Regions from separate parts of the Homo sapiens genome. Here region 1 is linked to region 2. A link is a loop called in an ENCODE intact Hi-C map of the cell type or tissue named here. Cell type or tissue: PC-9. All regions are shown on one strand.

Evidence for each region. A loop is a pair of places that touch in the nucleus more often than their neighbours do. Peaks named below come from ENCODE experiments on the same cell type or tissue, not always from the same donor. Only the 100,000 strongest peaks of a DNase experiment are listed, where the experiment ranks them.
Region 1: it touches region 2 in a loop (8-fold over the local background); 4 of 110 quality-filtered maps call a loop at or near these places.

Annotation. Positions count from the first base shown.
Region 1 is chr7:142,493,010-142,501,009 of GRCh38, reverse strand. It overlaps TRB and TRBV5-6. Among named protein-coding and RNA genes, the nearest start is that of MIR11400, 22 kb to the right of the region's middle. In PC-9, CTCF peaks have their summits at 1,744, 1,966, 4,123, 4,326 (motif pointing left) and 3 weaker places; a DNase peak (open chromatin) is centred at 4,079; H3K4me3 peaks cover 398 bases; H3K27ac peaks cover 2,150 bases.
Region 2 is chr7:141,972,424-141,980,423 of GRCh38, reverse strand. TAS2R38 (taste 2 receptor member 38) reads left to right here and starts at 6,651. Exons shown (of 1, transcript NM_176817.5): 1 at 6,651-7,793. The coding sequence starts at 6,735. The coding sequence ends at 7,736. In PC-9, CTCF peaks have their summits at 3,787, 3,996 (motif pointing left) and 5,391 (motif pointing left); a DNase peak (open chromatin) is centred at 3,993.

The DNA of each region.
Region 1 (8,000 bases), 520 kb before region 2:
AGGATGCAGAAGATGATGATGGAGCAGGGGGGTAGGTGGAAAATGGATGGACTAGTTTGTTTCCTACTTCTGATCCTTACAAGCCAAGAGACATTGGGGAAAATGACTCAATGTCCCTGAGCCTTCTATCTGTAAAGGAAGAATAAGAATGTTTGATGTGCAAGATTGTTGAAAGGCATTAAGCTATGTAAGAAATGCAAATAATCAAGCACACATCTGGGGCTCAGCAGTCACTCTTGTACTGAGGTGACAAGCTGCAAGAAGATGCAGCACAGAAGTGGGCACACTCAGGACACAGGAAACTTGGGCTTTATTGGTTGGGAGAGCTCTGCCCTCAGTAGGACACAAGACATGCCTTCCAAACAACTAAAAGCTTCCCTTGAAGGAGTGAAATCTGGGTGGGGCCTGCAGCTCTCAAGGCAAAGCTAAGGCAGGAAGTTTATATACAGAACGTCAGTGACTCTGATGGGCTGTGCCAAGCTGCTGGCACAGAGATAGAGGGCCGAGTCCCCCAGCAACAAGGCGTTCACATTCAGCTCAGAGCTATAGTTAGGGAACTGGTGACCTGAGAATCGATCAGGGAAGTTGCCTCTCTGTCTCTCTTCCTCCTCATAATACTGAAAGATAAACTGGGGCCCCTGACCCAGGGCCTGTTGGTACCAGGACACAGTGTCATGCCCAGACTTAGGAGAGCATCTCAGAGTCACTTGCTGTCCTCTCGTTTTGATCAGGTGTGTGGGACTTTGGGTGACTCCAGCGTCCACTAAGCCTGTGGGAAAAGCAGATGGAGGATGAGCACAGGGACAGCCTGGAGGTCCTCCCCAAGGTAAAGTGGAGGACACAGGGGTGGGAAAGCTGAGAATGGGGCTGCTGTCCTGTGCCCAGGACTCACCTGCTCCCAGGAGACAAAGCAGTGCCCAGCAGAGGAGCCCGGGGCCCATGGCACAGAGGGACAGGAAGCACTGCATCTGATTCAGGGCTTGGTTCTCCTGGGGAAGAGCCGAGTGAGTTCTGGGCCTTGATTTTCCTGATGGGAGGGGTATCCTGTGATGTCACTGTCCTTTGTCCTCCCCATGCAGCCTTCCTTAGGTCTAGTGCTCCAGGACACTGGACTCTCTACCTGTCCTGCCTAGCTGGAGGGATGTGTGAAGGCAGAAGTTTCTGTGGTGATACAGTTCCTCCTCTGCCTACACTGCCCCAGCTCACAGGCTGCCCCATCACCCTATCACCGTTCTCCCACCTAGTGCTGTGGTGCTCCATGCTGGAGCTCACACACCTGCCCATCAGCGGAGGGTGAGGAGCCTGTGAGTAAACCTCAGTTTCCAGCTCTTCCTTGCTGTCCTCACGTCATCTTTCTGATGCTAGATTCACACCAATGTTTCTTATTATATTTTTCTATCCAAGACAACATTCCGAGCCCCTTTTCTCAGTGGCCACTGGTACAGTCCCCAAGATTTAGTCTGTCTGATCAGATCCAAAGCAGACCTGTGTTGTCTGTAAATTATTAAGAGTACAGATTCCCCAGAAATAATTCTTGGACTTTAACAGCTCACAGCACAGAGTTTGGCTTATGGGAGACAGGACAGCAGAGGGAGGTAGAGTCACCATCTGTGCTGGTTTGCAAAATCTATTCCCATGGCTCCCTTCTTGCTGGGTTAAATTTCCTGGTGGCTAAAAGTAGTCACACAGTAGCCTGAATGCTTTGCCTCTTAGATATTTCTTTCAGCAGATATACTAGCAAATGGCTCATAATTTTTATATTCCATAAAGTTCTAGAACAGGACACAATTTTGCCAAGGTTTTTGCTACTTACAACAAGGATGGCATTTACTTCGATTTTCAATACCTTGTTCCTCATTTCCCCCTGAGCCTTCACCAGAATTGCCCTTTATGCTCTGTTTTCAGGAATCTAGACTTTTGCTAGTCTGCTCCTCCCAATTCTTTCAGCCTCTATCCATTAGCCACTTCCCATTAACCAAAGCTGCTTCTACATTTTCAGGTATTATAGCAACAGCCTCACTCTCAGGTACCATATTTTCTTTCAATTTCTTTCCTACTGCTATAGAGAAATACCATGGAATGGGCAATTTATAAAGACAATAGTTTTATTTGGCTTATAGATCTGGAGACTGAGAAGTCCAAGATAGAAGGGCAATAACTGCTGAGGGCCTCCTGCTGTTATCCAAGGCAGAAGGAAGGGGAAGCAAGCACCGAAGTCAGAGAAAATGACTGAATTCATCCTTTTTATCAGAAGACCATTCCCAAGATAATTAATTCACTCCCACAATAAAGGGCATTGATCTGTTTCTGAGGGCAGATCCCTCATGACCCTAGTCATAGCTGTCCCACCTCCCAATACCATTACCTTGACAAGTTTCAACATGAGATTTTGTGAGGACATGCAAGCATAGCACACACATCTACACTATGAGTCAGTATTTCCACTCTTAAGTCTATTTCTTTAAAAAAAATGCATATGTCCACAGGAAGAATTCCACAAAAATGTTCACAACAAGTTTATTCATAATAGTTGAAGACAGGAGTAACATGGATATCCATCAACAGGAGCATGGATAAACAAGTTGTAGTATATTTATGCAATGGAATATTAGTCATAAGAATGACCTACTGATACAACGATATGAATATACTTCAGAAATACTAATTTTGGAGAAAAACAATTCAATAAAAATATGATTCCATTATATGAAGCTCAAGAATAGACAAAGCTACTCAACAGTGATACACATAGAAAAGTTTTTATCCCTGGGATAGAAATTGATTAGAAAGGAGCATGATGACACTTTCTTGAGTGACGGAAATTTTTTTTATAATCATTTCAGTTACTATTGCACTGGCGTATGCATTTGTCAAAATGTACCAGGATGTCCTTCTATTAATATTTGTGTTTTACTCTCTATTAATTATACCTTAATAAAAAGTATTACTAAAAATTAAACAGCTAAATTGCATAAAAGATGGGAGTCATTTACAAATGTATGCTTGTATTCTGCACAGCCCAATTTAAAAATGAATCACACAAAAAGAAGAAAAGACAGGAACACACATAGCTGTGTAAGATTTGGAGAATGTGAGAAGTGCTCAGTGACTGAAATAGACAACATTGAAATTTGGCCACAAAATAAGCTCAAGTGATGAGTGGGCTGAAAAACAAGTGAGGATCAATATCAAGGAAAGCTGTAGACAAACAAAAGCTCTCTAAAAATATCTTCATATGCTGTTGAAATCATTCTGAGAACCATGAGCTGCTATCCGTTTCATAACTTGGGAAATTGGGCATTCATCAGTCTCACAATTGAGACTTTCATTTCTTTTTGGCTTTCAACAGATTGGCCAATTGGTGAAGTGATTTTTTTGCCCAGCAAGCAGCCTGCTCCCCTCTTTGTGAGTGGGGTCCTGGGACACCCGGCCCTCCGCCTTTGGCAGCCTCACAGAGGGGAGTTGGGCACAGCGCAGACACACGGGGTTCCCTGCATGTGGGGTTTGCAATCCCTGTAAAGCCCAGCTGTGGATCTCCAGTCCTGCAGTTAATGGATCCCAACTAAAAAACCTTGCGTCTAGGTGTCTGCTCTACCTGTAAGTGCTAAAGAGGGATAGAGGCTGGAGAAAAATAAAATGTTTGCTCAATATTATTCTGTAACATTTTACAAGAAAATAAATTGAGGAGTCCATGCATTTTCATCCAAGCCAAGGTCATGAGGATAATAGCTGAATTTCTTCCTTAATCTACCCTGAGAAGACTCAAACACTGTTCTATGCCCACAAATACTTTAGTAGTGACTTATTTATAGTCTATTTTTGATAATTCTTCTAGTCAATTATATTCAGCTCTAACAGCACAGTTTGATGTGTCTACTAACATTTTCCTTCAGTAGTCTGTTTACTTAGGTGTTTTAGAACTTCTCAATATTTTTTGCCCTCCAGAGAACACATACTTGGTGTCCAATGGAATCTCAGCCAAGGTGATGTTATCAGTAAGACTTATGAACTTGCAGAATCCCAGATCACTCAAGCAGGTTAAAGCTGTTGCCTGGTCAGACAATTTCCAATGTTCCTCTGAGGCATTTGCTCCTCTGCACCCGCCCCTGATACGAAGGCAAAAATTCTTCAACTGTAGATGTCACTAAAGATTACAGGGACTTCCCGCCTCTTGCATAGCTGTAGGTAGCCTAGCAATAACTGAAAACTGCTGCAACATCTGCATAATATGGGATCCAAGCCCTAATTTTTCTTAACCCTTTCCCTCCTAGACTGCTCGCCCAGACTCCCCAGAGCCCAGTGGACCATAGTGCCATCTTGTGGCCAATAAGTGAAGTTTCATCATTATTTCTTCCGCTGGGAAGTGTCTGCTGAGTGAGCCGGCAGAATATTCCACAAGTGCCGTCCCGCAGGTGTTATGAGCAGCTTCCCTAAATCATCATACCAACACTAGTTCTAACCCTGACTATTGCTTTCAGTTACCAAAATCTTAATATCCCACCGTCATTCTGAAAAACTCTTAACAAATATCTCCAGTTATAGTTTAACTTTTTCTCCCTTAAACTACCATCTAAAGAAAGAGGAATAGAAGGAGAGGAATGAAAGAAAATAATATTTGGTTTTAAATAGTAAGAAAACACAGACGTTGAGGTATAAAGAGATTATTTAATGTGAATCACTAAAGATAAACAAACACATCCTCCTAAAATGACAATGTTACCCCAAAAGTATAGATCAGCAAAAGATGAAGTCAAATGTCTATTAATAAAAAGTAAAATTGAAATATATAAAATGAAACCTCTTACAAGGCAATAAGCAATGGTGGAGGGAGCAGTACCTAATGTAGAAACTAAGGATGGATATAGCTAAGACTAGCAAAGGGGCTGCTACAGGAAATGATCAGCTTGTACAATGCACATCCACTGATCTGAGCACCAAACACGGAAGAGATGATTCTGAAACAGGCAGAGGAGCAGCGGGAGATGAGGACATGCTGGTACAAAATAGCATCATAAGGAAGCAAATCAGCCAGGGGACTGTGGATTAGATAACTGTGCTTTCTCCTGTCTCCTGTGACAGCTGAACTGGACCATTTTCCTCTCCAAGGATTTGTTCCCGCACCCTGAGTTAGAGGACCCTGGGATTTGCTCCTCCTCAGCTTCCCATGGATGAAAATCCCTCTCCCTCCTTGTTGAGCATGGTCTGAAAGAGAGGTCATCTCTCCCTCCCCTTCAATCTCACAGTATTGGGGATTGGCACAGACTTCTCAATTGGCATCGGCCTCTCTCAGGGCATGCTCACATGCCCCCTAACTGTGACTTTTCATTTCCACTAGACTGAAAGTTAGATGTGGGCAATGAAACTTAACACCTTTATCATAGGATGCATAAGTAACTGCTTTCAAAATTATTGTTGTTTCTTTCACTGCCTTGGGTTATATCTGAACAGGAAAAAAAGGCACAATTTCTTAATGTGACTTAACCACAAAAACCTTCCCAAGTGCCAAGAACAATATAACTGTAAAGGGATTGCTGTCCTAATTGGTGAGATGGCCAAATAAAACAAAAACAAAGAAAATGTTATCAAATACTTTAATGGAGACCCAGAATCCCAGTCCCTCTTATACAAACATCATTGCATGGCCTCCCTCTAACTAAGAGACAGGCAGAGCCATTCCTGTGCCCTGCACCTGGCAGGAAAGCCCTGCTGGAGCCTGTTGGGAGCTGGTGAGGATGAGCCTTGGTGATTCTGTCCCAGAGCAGGGATTCTCAGGGAACTCTGGACAACTTCCAGGGACTGAGATGGAGAGTGGCCACACTCTGTCTTGGAGAGGAGAATACTGAGGGCATGATCCTTCTGACCTCTCAGCCTAAAGTAAAAGCAGAGTCATTCCTGACTGGTGGGGAGCTGCTTAGTCTCCAAAGCAAAATAGTCCTTGTTTCAGGGTCTGTCGGTGACATAGAAGAATAGCGGGGCTGTATGTGGTTCACAACCCAGAGTTGCTGCTTGGCCATCTCTGTTCCCAATGACTCCAGCATCTGAATATTCCATGCAAGGAAAGATAATTTGCAAATAATGAACTGGTTCAGTGATACCTTTAGTTACATTCAAAATAGTTGTCATGTTCCAGACTGGCATGCTTGTAGGAGACACAGAGCTACAGAGCAAGAGAATTTAGAGGTCGAATAGAAATAGGTACAATTGAGGCCCACTTAGATGATGGCTTCTCAGAGCAGGAGTAGAGGGGAGGTGAATTCTGAGCCCTTTTGGCCCCACAAGAAATGGCATAACAGGGACATCAGAAAATACCCCAGGGATATGCTGCTATACTGGGTGTCTGTGAAGGTGGGGGCATGGCTGGTAGCATTTCCCAATTTGTGGTGTACCAGCATACCCACCATGACAGACTTCAAGCAGCCAACATGGCTTCACTGAAAGGGGAGCTGGGAAGAGTAGTATGCCTATTTGGTTCTTCTGAGTCATTCAAGCTGGCTCCAGCACATCCCTAGACTCAAGAGCAAAGCTTTCAAAGTTCTTCAATGCTTCCTGCTCAACACACTAAAAATGAGGCCACAGCAACTATAGCACACCTCATTGTTTTCATGATAGGATCAGTGTGTGATCCTGAATCTTGGAATGGACAAAGGGATGTTTGTGCAGAGAAAGGATTTCTGAGTCCTCTGAAGCTGCCGAGATCACAGAGCAAAGAGTTATGCTGGTTGGTTGGGAGCTGCTAGCCTTTGACTTAGAGTAATTGCAATGAAATGTTTCTCCTGCTTTACTTAAGACAACAGAATGATTTCAATAAAGCAGAAACCCTATTCCTTCCTATTTGTTCATTAGAAACATCTGCCCCTTGCTCCTGTTGCATGTTCATTCTCAGTATAAATTGGAAGCCCTGCTCACTTTTGCTACAAGTTCTTGCAGCGCCATTTACAACAGTGGACTGTGTTCTGTTCAGCCTCAGTGTCACAGCTTGTCCACTGTTAGGACCAGGTGTCTCAGGAGTCACGGAGAGGAAAGTGGCAGCAGTTAGAGAGAAGGTCTCAGAAGACAGGGAATTCCCATCTGTGTGCTGGCCTTACTCAGTCCCAGGAGACACAGGGCACCTGAGCAAGAAGCGATTTGATGATGACACAAGAAAAAATGGGTCCAGAGCAACTCCACCTCAGTGACCATCATTCTCTGGGGAAAGAAATTTGGTGTCTGTACCACCACAATTTCTGATCAGTGAATTTGGAAGGACTATGATGCCCCTCCTAGCTATGAAAGACTCAGGGCACCTCTATCAGGGTTGCATCTGGGACACCGAGTCCCCACACTTGGAGAAATGGCCTGTCCCTGAGGACTCTCAGAAACCCATGATCCATGATCACATGATCTCTGACCAGTGCATTCACTTTCATGGATACAAACTGCAGCATCACCCACAGATAGGTGGAAGATTCTACTGCAATATAATCATTGTACTTCTATTTATAACAAGTACTATATAACAATATATAATGTGAAAATTAAAAAGGAATAGATTCAATATTATAAGTAAAACACCTCTTGAGTTCAAGGCCTCAGGAAACTTATTTCAAATCAAATGAGTTTGACAGCAATGAAAACACTCGAGAGTCTAATAATCAGATTTGCTGAGCGAATCAAGGTGAACCGGCAGCAGTGGTGAATGCATGCTTGTGTGTATCAGAACAGCAGCAATGGCAAATGGAAACAAAATGAAGGATACTCTTGGCTTAAAGTAGACAGAAGAAATGAAGTCTTATTGTTATCATGATTGCTTTTATCACGTAAGGACCACAAAAGTTGCACAGACCTTTACTTCAAACAGGAAGAGAGGTTTGATATTTTGTTGCAGAAACTTCCAAGGTGACAGGGATAGAAGAGGCTTCAGAAGAAAGATGTTACTGGGGATGTAGCCTCAGACCTTCCAGATGCCCCAACATATGAAAAAGAGGCATGTTTCCTGCCCATGACAACCTCATGTATGTGGG
Region 2 (8,000 bases):
AAAAATGATGAGTTCATGTCCTTTGTAGGGACATGGATGAAATTGGAAATCATCATTCTCAGTAAACTATCACAACAAAAAACCAAACACCACATATTCTCACTCATAGGTGGGAATTGAACAGTGAGATCACATGGACACAGGAAGGGGAACATCACACTCTGGGGACTGTTGTGGGGTGGGGGGAGGGGAGAGGGATAGCATTGGGAGATATGCCTAATGCTAGATGATGAGTTAGTGGGTGCAGCGCACCAGCATGGCACATGTATACATATGTAACTAACCTGCACAATGTGCACATGTACCCTAAAACTTAAAGTATAATAATAAAAGAAAAAAAAAAAAAGATGCTGGGACCAGGGATGGGCACCTAACCCAAAGACAGCCAATCCTTAAATTGGCCTACAGCTCAGGAAGCATCCCACTCTGTCACCACTCAACCACTCAGATTCTCTTTCTCAGTGTAAGACACAGAAAGAATTGCTAGCAAGATCAATTAGTAGCAAGAACAAAATGAAAAAATAGAGAAACTGAAATAAAAACTGTGTGAGAGAATCTTTAACCACATGTCCTCACACCGGTACCACTCTGCCAACCTCCCTTTAACAAATACGTGTGGGCAAAAACAATATGCCTTAAAATGTAGGAAGTAAAGACATCTTTTCTTTGGTTTCCTCTATTGTACTTCTTGTTTCCTGCCTCTTCTTGACAAGCAAACCTAGACAGGAAGCAGGCTGCCCTTCTCTCCATTTCACCCTTGGCTTCTCATGCTTAGATGGGCAATTAGATCCAAGATCCTTCATGCAGGCAAGTTATCTCCTCTTTCTCTCTTTCTCCAAATAAGTGGGTAAGTAATCTCTCTCTCTCTCTCTCTCTCTCTCTCTCTCTCTCTCTGTGTGTGTGTATGTGTGTGTGTGTCTCTCCCGCTCCCATTTCTTCTCTCCCTCTCTCCACTCTTGCGCATTCTGGTCCCAAGGTGTAAGTTTCATATTGGATAAGTTAGTAATTGCATTCGGCTTCCAATAATAATGTTCCAAGCATTGTGGCTTAAGGACATAAGAATTTCCCATTATCACATAATGAGAAGGCTGGAAAAGAGTAGTTGCTGGTGTGGTTTCAGCCATCAAGATTTCAGAGTGAAGCCTTTGAGATTCTCTTGGCTTTTGCCCCATGGTTAGAGTCCAACAATAACACTCAAGTTCAGGCACAGAAAAAGGGAAATGCAACAAGGGCTTTCTAAGAAATTCCATCCAATTACTTTTTCTTGTGTCATTTGGACATTCCTATCTGAAAGAAGGATGAGATTTGTAGTTCTTTTAAATTGGGAATACTGACATGCCTAACAAACACAGAAGTTCCGCTGATAATGGCGAGAATACCACATAGGCGATTGGTAGTAACTACCCTGGAAAGAATGGCAAATTGGGTGTGTGGATTCTACCTAGGCCTGCTGCTTGCTTAAACCCAACTGGTACCAGGGCTCTGCAGCGAGAGCTGTTGGGTGCTGCTGTCACATTTAAAAGAGTAATACCCACATTATACCCCCTTTCACTGTTCTTCTCAGGTAACAGGAATAAATGGCAGAGCTGGATTTGGGAATTCCTGGGACTCTTGGCACTATACCATCTAAACCATCAAAGGCCTTCTTTTCTAACAAGAGTCTGAATATCACTTACAGTGGAGCATTCAAGTGAATGGCAATTAACTCCTACTGCTAAAAAAACACCCCAACATGGATTCTGAATAAAGTTTCAGCACCCAAGTGATGTTTAATCTCTGTGAAGTATGGCTCATTGCTGAAGTCCTGGAAAATCTTTCTCTCTTATGCCCCAGTAGTTGTCAAACATGAGTGTGCGTCAGAATCACCTGAATGACTTGTTAGAACACAGTCATGAACACCTTCAGAGGTTTTTATTCCATAGGTCAGCAGTCTTGCATTTCTAGCAAGTCCCCTGGTGATCCTGATCTCCCTAGTGTGGGGCACCTTAAGCCTTGAGAACTATTGATATAGCCTATAAAAATCCATATTACTGGAGCTCACCTGAATGAATCTTTACTGCTTGCAGCCAAAAGGGCTTACTTAATAAACTGTTCTTTGGATTCAGACTGAAATCCATCAGACTGGAACAGAGGACAAGCCCTCATAGCAAACACCATGTCCCCCGAACAAGAGCCTGCCTACACTTTGGTGCCTACAGTTTTGTTAATGAATGATTTCACTACCTAATTTTTTCTTCTCTTAGGATGAGTGCTGTCCTGAATGGCTACATAATGGGTTACAAAGACATTCAGCCTTTGATCTTCAGTGCAGAAAACATGTTAGAATCCCAGGAGGCCAGACTCGGTGGCTCACGCCTGTTATCCCAGCACTTTGGGAGGCTGAGTCGGGCAGATCGCTTGAGCTCAGGGGTTTGAGACCAGCCTGGGCAACATGGTGAAACCCTGTCTCTACAAAAAAAATACAAAAATTAGCTGGGCATAGAGGCATGCACCTGTAGTCCCAGATATTCTGGAGGCTGAGGTGGGAGGATGGCTTGAGCCCGTGAGGCAGAAATTGTAGTGAGCTGAGATCACACCACTGCACTCCAGCCTGGGCAACAGAGTGAGACCCTGTCTCATAAAAGGAAATAAATATAAAAAGAATCCGAAGAGTGAATTCACCTAGATTGAAGCAGGGCCAATATACCTATATTCATAAGAAAGCAAGGTTGGTCAAACCATTACTTTGGATTTAAAGTGAATGGCCAAATAAACCAACAAAAATCTAATTACTTGTCATATACAATAAGGAGTAAAAAAAAAGAACAATACATAATCCCTACTCTTGAAGAACTCAATATAATTGAGGATACCCATGTAAACAAATACTTTTTTTTTGAGGCGGAGTCTCACTCTGTCTCCCAGGCTGCAGTGCAGGGGGGCAATCTTGGCTTACTGCAAGCTCTTCCTCCCGGGTTCACACCATTCTCCTGCCTCAGCCTCCCAAGTAGCTGGGACTACAGGTGCCCACCACCACGCCCGGCTAATTTTTTTGTATTTTTAGTAGAGACAGGGTTTCACCATGTTAGCCAGGATGGTCTCAATCTCCTGACCTCGTGATTCGCCCACCTCGGCCTCCCAAAATGCTGGGATTACAGGCGTGAGCCACCGCGCCCAGCCACAAATACATATTTTAATACATATGGTAAGTGCTACAATAGTGCTGTGAACAAAGTATAATGGAAGCAAAGAAGATATAGGAAGCCTGTAGGAAGGGAGTAAAGGAAGACATCATCCCAGATCCACCTGAAAAATTCTGAAGAATTTCCTTTTATGCTCTAGGGCTCTAACTTATGAATAGCTATGTTAACCTGTTGCATACATCGACACGTTCTTTCAACGAGCCTAGCGAAATTTTCCCCATTCCTTTCCCTTACCAGAACAGTGGCCTCCTGAGATATAAACCTATCCAGACTCAATTTTTCTCTATCTCCTGGGAATGGAATGAGCTATCATCTTGAGGGAGTCCACAAGGGCAACTGCACTCCCCCTGCCCACGCAAAAAAAAAAGAAAAAAAGAGTAAGAAAAAAGCTCAGATAGGGCTGAGGTTGGGGAAAAAAAAAAATGTTACCAGGTGTCTTATCAAAGCAAGGGTATCTCCTCCAGCCCGTACTCTAGATTGGGAGTTAGGCTCAGAGGAAGAAACGCCAAAGGTGAAATCAGAATACCTGCGGTTGGAATCCCAGCTGCTCACTAGGTTACTTACCTTGGCCAAGATATTTAACTATTTAACTTTCCTGAAACCACTTTCTCATCAGTACAATGGAAATATCACTACATTCTTCGCAGGGCAACTGTGAGATTCAAGGAAATTCAGCCTATCATAACGCAGTAAGTGGAGTCTAAAATTTCAGTTGCGTGAGATACGGAACCCCATTATTGCTAGATTTAAACGGCTGAGGTGAGGATGCACTGCGAGCCTGCCAGGAATTCCAGGCCTCGCAGTGTTCTGGCGCCACCTGGTGGGAGCTGTTAAATAGCGATGGGGGAGGACTCGGTTGCTGGGGAGCTGGAGCTTCCTGGAAAAGCTGGAGTCCATTGCTTTGCCCGATTATTTGGGGAGATTGGAGGTGCAGAGACTCCTCCTAGGTCTGTTGTTTCCCACCTGTCTCGCTGTCCTAGGAATTCCGGCAGGGGGAGAACAGGAGATAGCCAATCACGGGGGAAGAATGGGAGATAGCCAATCACTAGTTACTTTATATTGTAATCACACGGTAGTGGAAGAAGTCGCCCTCCAGCCTCACCTGTGGCTACAAGCCAGCCACGCGGGCCTCCCCTCTCCCCGTGAAAGCACCGAGCTCCTTCCTGCCTCATCGACTTCCTGGGTGCCATTTCATCTGTTTTGAGTGCTGTTGATGATGGCCACTGCCAGTGTTTCCTATTGACACTACCCCAATTGTATGTTTCCTGTCCGTTGTCTCTCCCCCAACATTGTTTCTTTCAGTTCACTCCGCTATCTGAAGTCATCTAGTGGTGTTTTTCCTCTAAAGTAAGGTATGGCTTACTTTAAGCTTTATGGCTTTAAGGCTGTGCTCTTTCAGTTCCTCTAATACGCCTTTGTTTACCAGTGTGTCCTCAATGCCCATTACAACAGGTGGAATATATTTTGCTCTTAATAAACATATATTGGTATGTCCATTTCTCTAGTCATTGGAAACATCTAAGCAAGGTATTTTAAGGGAATGAGGTTTGATATTACTAATAATAGTGTTCTTCTGTCAAGCTAACAAAGACCAATTTTTAAAAATCAATCCAAAGAATGTAATTCCAATCTCCAAAAATAAATGGCAGCAAAAGTCGAAACACCAATTTATATAGGTTAAGAATTTTTAACATCTGTTTAGTTGCAAAATCCAGGGACTAAGATTTTTTTAATTACATCTGATAAAGATGTAGTCACTGACTTATATCACTACTAATAACAAATAAGGAGCTTTTGTGTTCCTACCACTGCTCTTACTGGCATTGCAGTTGACTTTACTGTTTTTAGCTTCCTGAGTAAACCATTTTTCAAAAAATAGCCAATAGCTAAGGACTATCTGCAAAGGAGATTACTTAGATAATCCCAAACACTGTGTGTACATAAGTCAAATGGAGGGGGTGTATCAATGAAGGTTTGTGTTACCTTTCTCTGAAAGAGCCCTTGATTATTGAAAAATTAAGATTGGATCTGGTGTTCCAAGAAATAACATAAAGAACTTTATTTTTTAATAAAAGATTATAATCTTGATATAAATGGTTCTAACTGTATAGTTATATATCTCTGCTTGTGCAGTAGAGCAAGTTTCTACCTAGACTTTTTAGGGAGGCAAACATCTTTTCTAAACACCTTTAGTGCAACACCGCCACCTGGTGTGGTGAAGACAAGGAGAAAATTAGCTTAAGTTGAAAGTGCAGAATTCTGTGTTTGACACTCTGTAAGCATGAATGACCCAAATGAAGTGGTCACAAACACAATTAATTAAATACAACTGCTACATCATGATGCACAAATAAGGACTACATAAATATCTGCGTATGAACAGTTCAGAATAAAACAAAAGTGAACATCTTTAGTAATCACTGACTTATGTCACTACTAATAATAAAAAAGGAGCTTTAGTCAAAAGAAAACATAAAAAATACAAAGAGAAAGTATCGAAAAACACCAATGGGGCAGCACCAATAACTCTTAAAGGATTTATCGGGGGAAATTCACTCATAAGTGGCAGTTGAACAATGAGAACACATGGACACAGGGAGGGGAACATCAAACACCAGGGCCTGTCAGGGGGTAGGGGGCAAGGGGAAGGAGACCATTAGGAGAAATACCTAATATAGATAACGGGTTGATGGGTGCAGCGAACCACCATGGCAGGTGTATGCCTATGTAACAAGCCTGCATGTTCTGCACATGTACCCCAGAACTTATACTAATTAAAAAATAAACATAATAATAATCCAAACCAGCTATGCCCCCTTTCCTCTCCCTTCATGACAGCGTGCTAGTCTTGTTCATGTTAATATTCTCCTTGCCAGGCACAGTGCCTGGCATAATAATGATGATTGCATGAAACCTTTGGCAACAGCAAATAAAACTGCAATCATACACTGACACATGGAAAGGAACCATGCATTTATCTATATTAAAAACACAGTCTGTGATAAGAGTCATTACTTCACAGATGAGAGAAGGAATGCAAATGAAAAGAGACTCTATTTCAAACCTTAGATCACCAAGAATATCTGCTTTGCCTGCTGCAGGGTGCCTCAAAACCCATAAGCAAATCCTGTTCTCTTCGCCACCCCCACAGGTCCAGATGGGCATGCAAAACTGGATTGGGGAAATTGAGGCCCTGTTTTGTTTGCATCCGTGATGCTGTGCTATGGCCTTCTGGGAAGGCGGTTGTACAGGAACACCTGGATTTATTAATCTTGCATCACCCAAGAGGTAGAACCATCAGTCTTCCACCCTATGATAAGCTCTTACGTGTATCCAAGAGATGTTCTAGAGAAACAACATCCCTCTAAGTTTCCTGCCAGAACTTTTTATGCGCTCGCTTTGGGATAGATCTAGGCAAAGAGCTGGATGCTTTGTGAAGGAAAGGTCCTGGCTTGGAACGTACATTTACCTTTCTGCACTGGGTGGCAACCAGGTCTTTAGATTAGCCAACTAGAGAAGAGAAGTAGAATAGCCAATTAGAGAAGTGACATCATGTTGACTCTAACTCGCATCCGCACTGTGTCCTATGAAGTCAGGAGTACATTTCTGTTCATTTCAGTCCTGGAGTTTGCAGTGGGGTTTCTGACCAATGCCTTCGTTTTCTTGGTGAATTTTTGGGATGTAGTGAAGAGGCAGGCACTGAGCAACAGTGATTGTGTGCTGCTGTGTCTCAGCATCAGCCGGCTTTTCCTGCATGGACTGCTGTTCCTGAGTGCTATCCAGCTTACCCACTTCCAGAAGTTGAGTGAACCACTGAACCACAGCTACCAAGCCATCATCATGCTATGGATGATTGCAAACCAAGCCAACCTCTGGCTTGCTGCCTGCCTCAGCCTGCTTTACTGCTCCAAGCTCATCCGTTTCTCTCACACCTTCCTGATCTGCTTGGCAAGCTGGGTCTCCAGGAAGATCTCCCAGATGCTCCTGGGTATTATTCTTTGCTCCTGCATCTGCACTGTCCTCTGTGTTTGGTGCTTTTTTAGCAGACCTCACTTCACAGTCACAACTGTGCTATTCATGAATAACAATACAAGGCTCAACTGGCAGATTAAAGATCTCAATTTATTTTATTCCTTTCTCTTCTGCTATCTGTGGTCTGTGCCTCCTTTCCTATTGTTTCTGGTTTCTTCTGGGATGCTGACTGTCTCCCTGGGAAGGCACATGAGGACAATGAAGGTCTATACCAGAAACTCTCGTGACCCCAGCCTGGAGGCCCACATTAAAGCCCTCAAGTCTCTTGTCTCCTTTTTCTGCTTCTTTGTGATATCATCCTGTGCTGCCTTCATCTCTGTGCCCCTACTGATTCTGTGGCGCGACAAAATAGGGGTGATGGTTTGTGTTGGGATAATGGCAGCTTGTCCCTCTGGGCATGCAGCCATCCTGATCTCAGGCAATGCCAAGTTGAGGAGAGCTGTGATGACCATTCTGCTCTGGGCTCAGAGCAGCCTGAAGGTAAGAGCCGACCACAAGGCAGATTCCCGGACACTGTGCTGAGAATGGACATGAAATGAGCTCTTCATTAATACGCCTGTGAGTCTTCATAAATATGCCTCTGATTCTTCAGGAATACAACTCTGATTCCTCACAAAGCCTTCCAATTTCTTCTATAAAACACAATTGAAAGTCTCTCCACTTTGTATCAATGAACTCACTTATAGATGAATAAAATAATTAAGCACTATACATGGCCTAGGCAAGAATAATGTTGGTACCCTAGGTTTGTTTTGATAAAATGAACAAAATAATTAAGTATTTGGT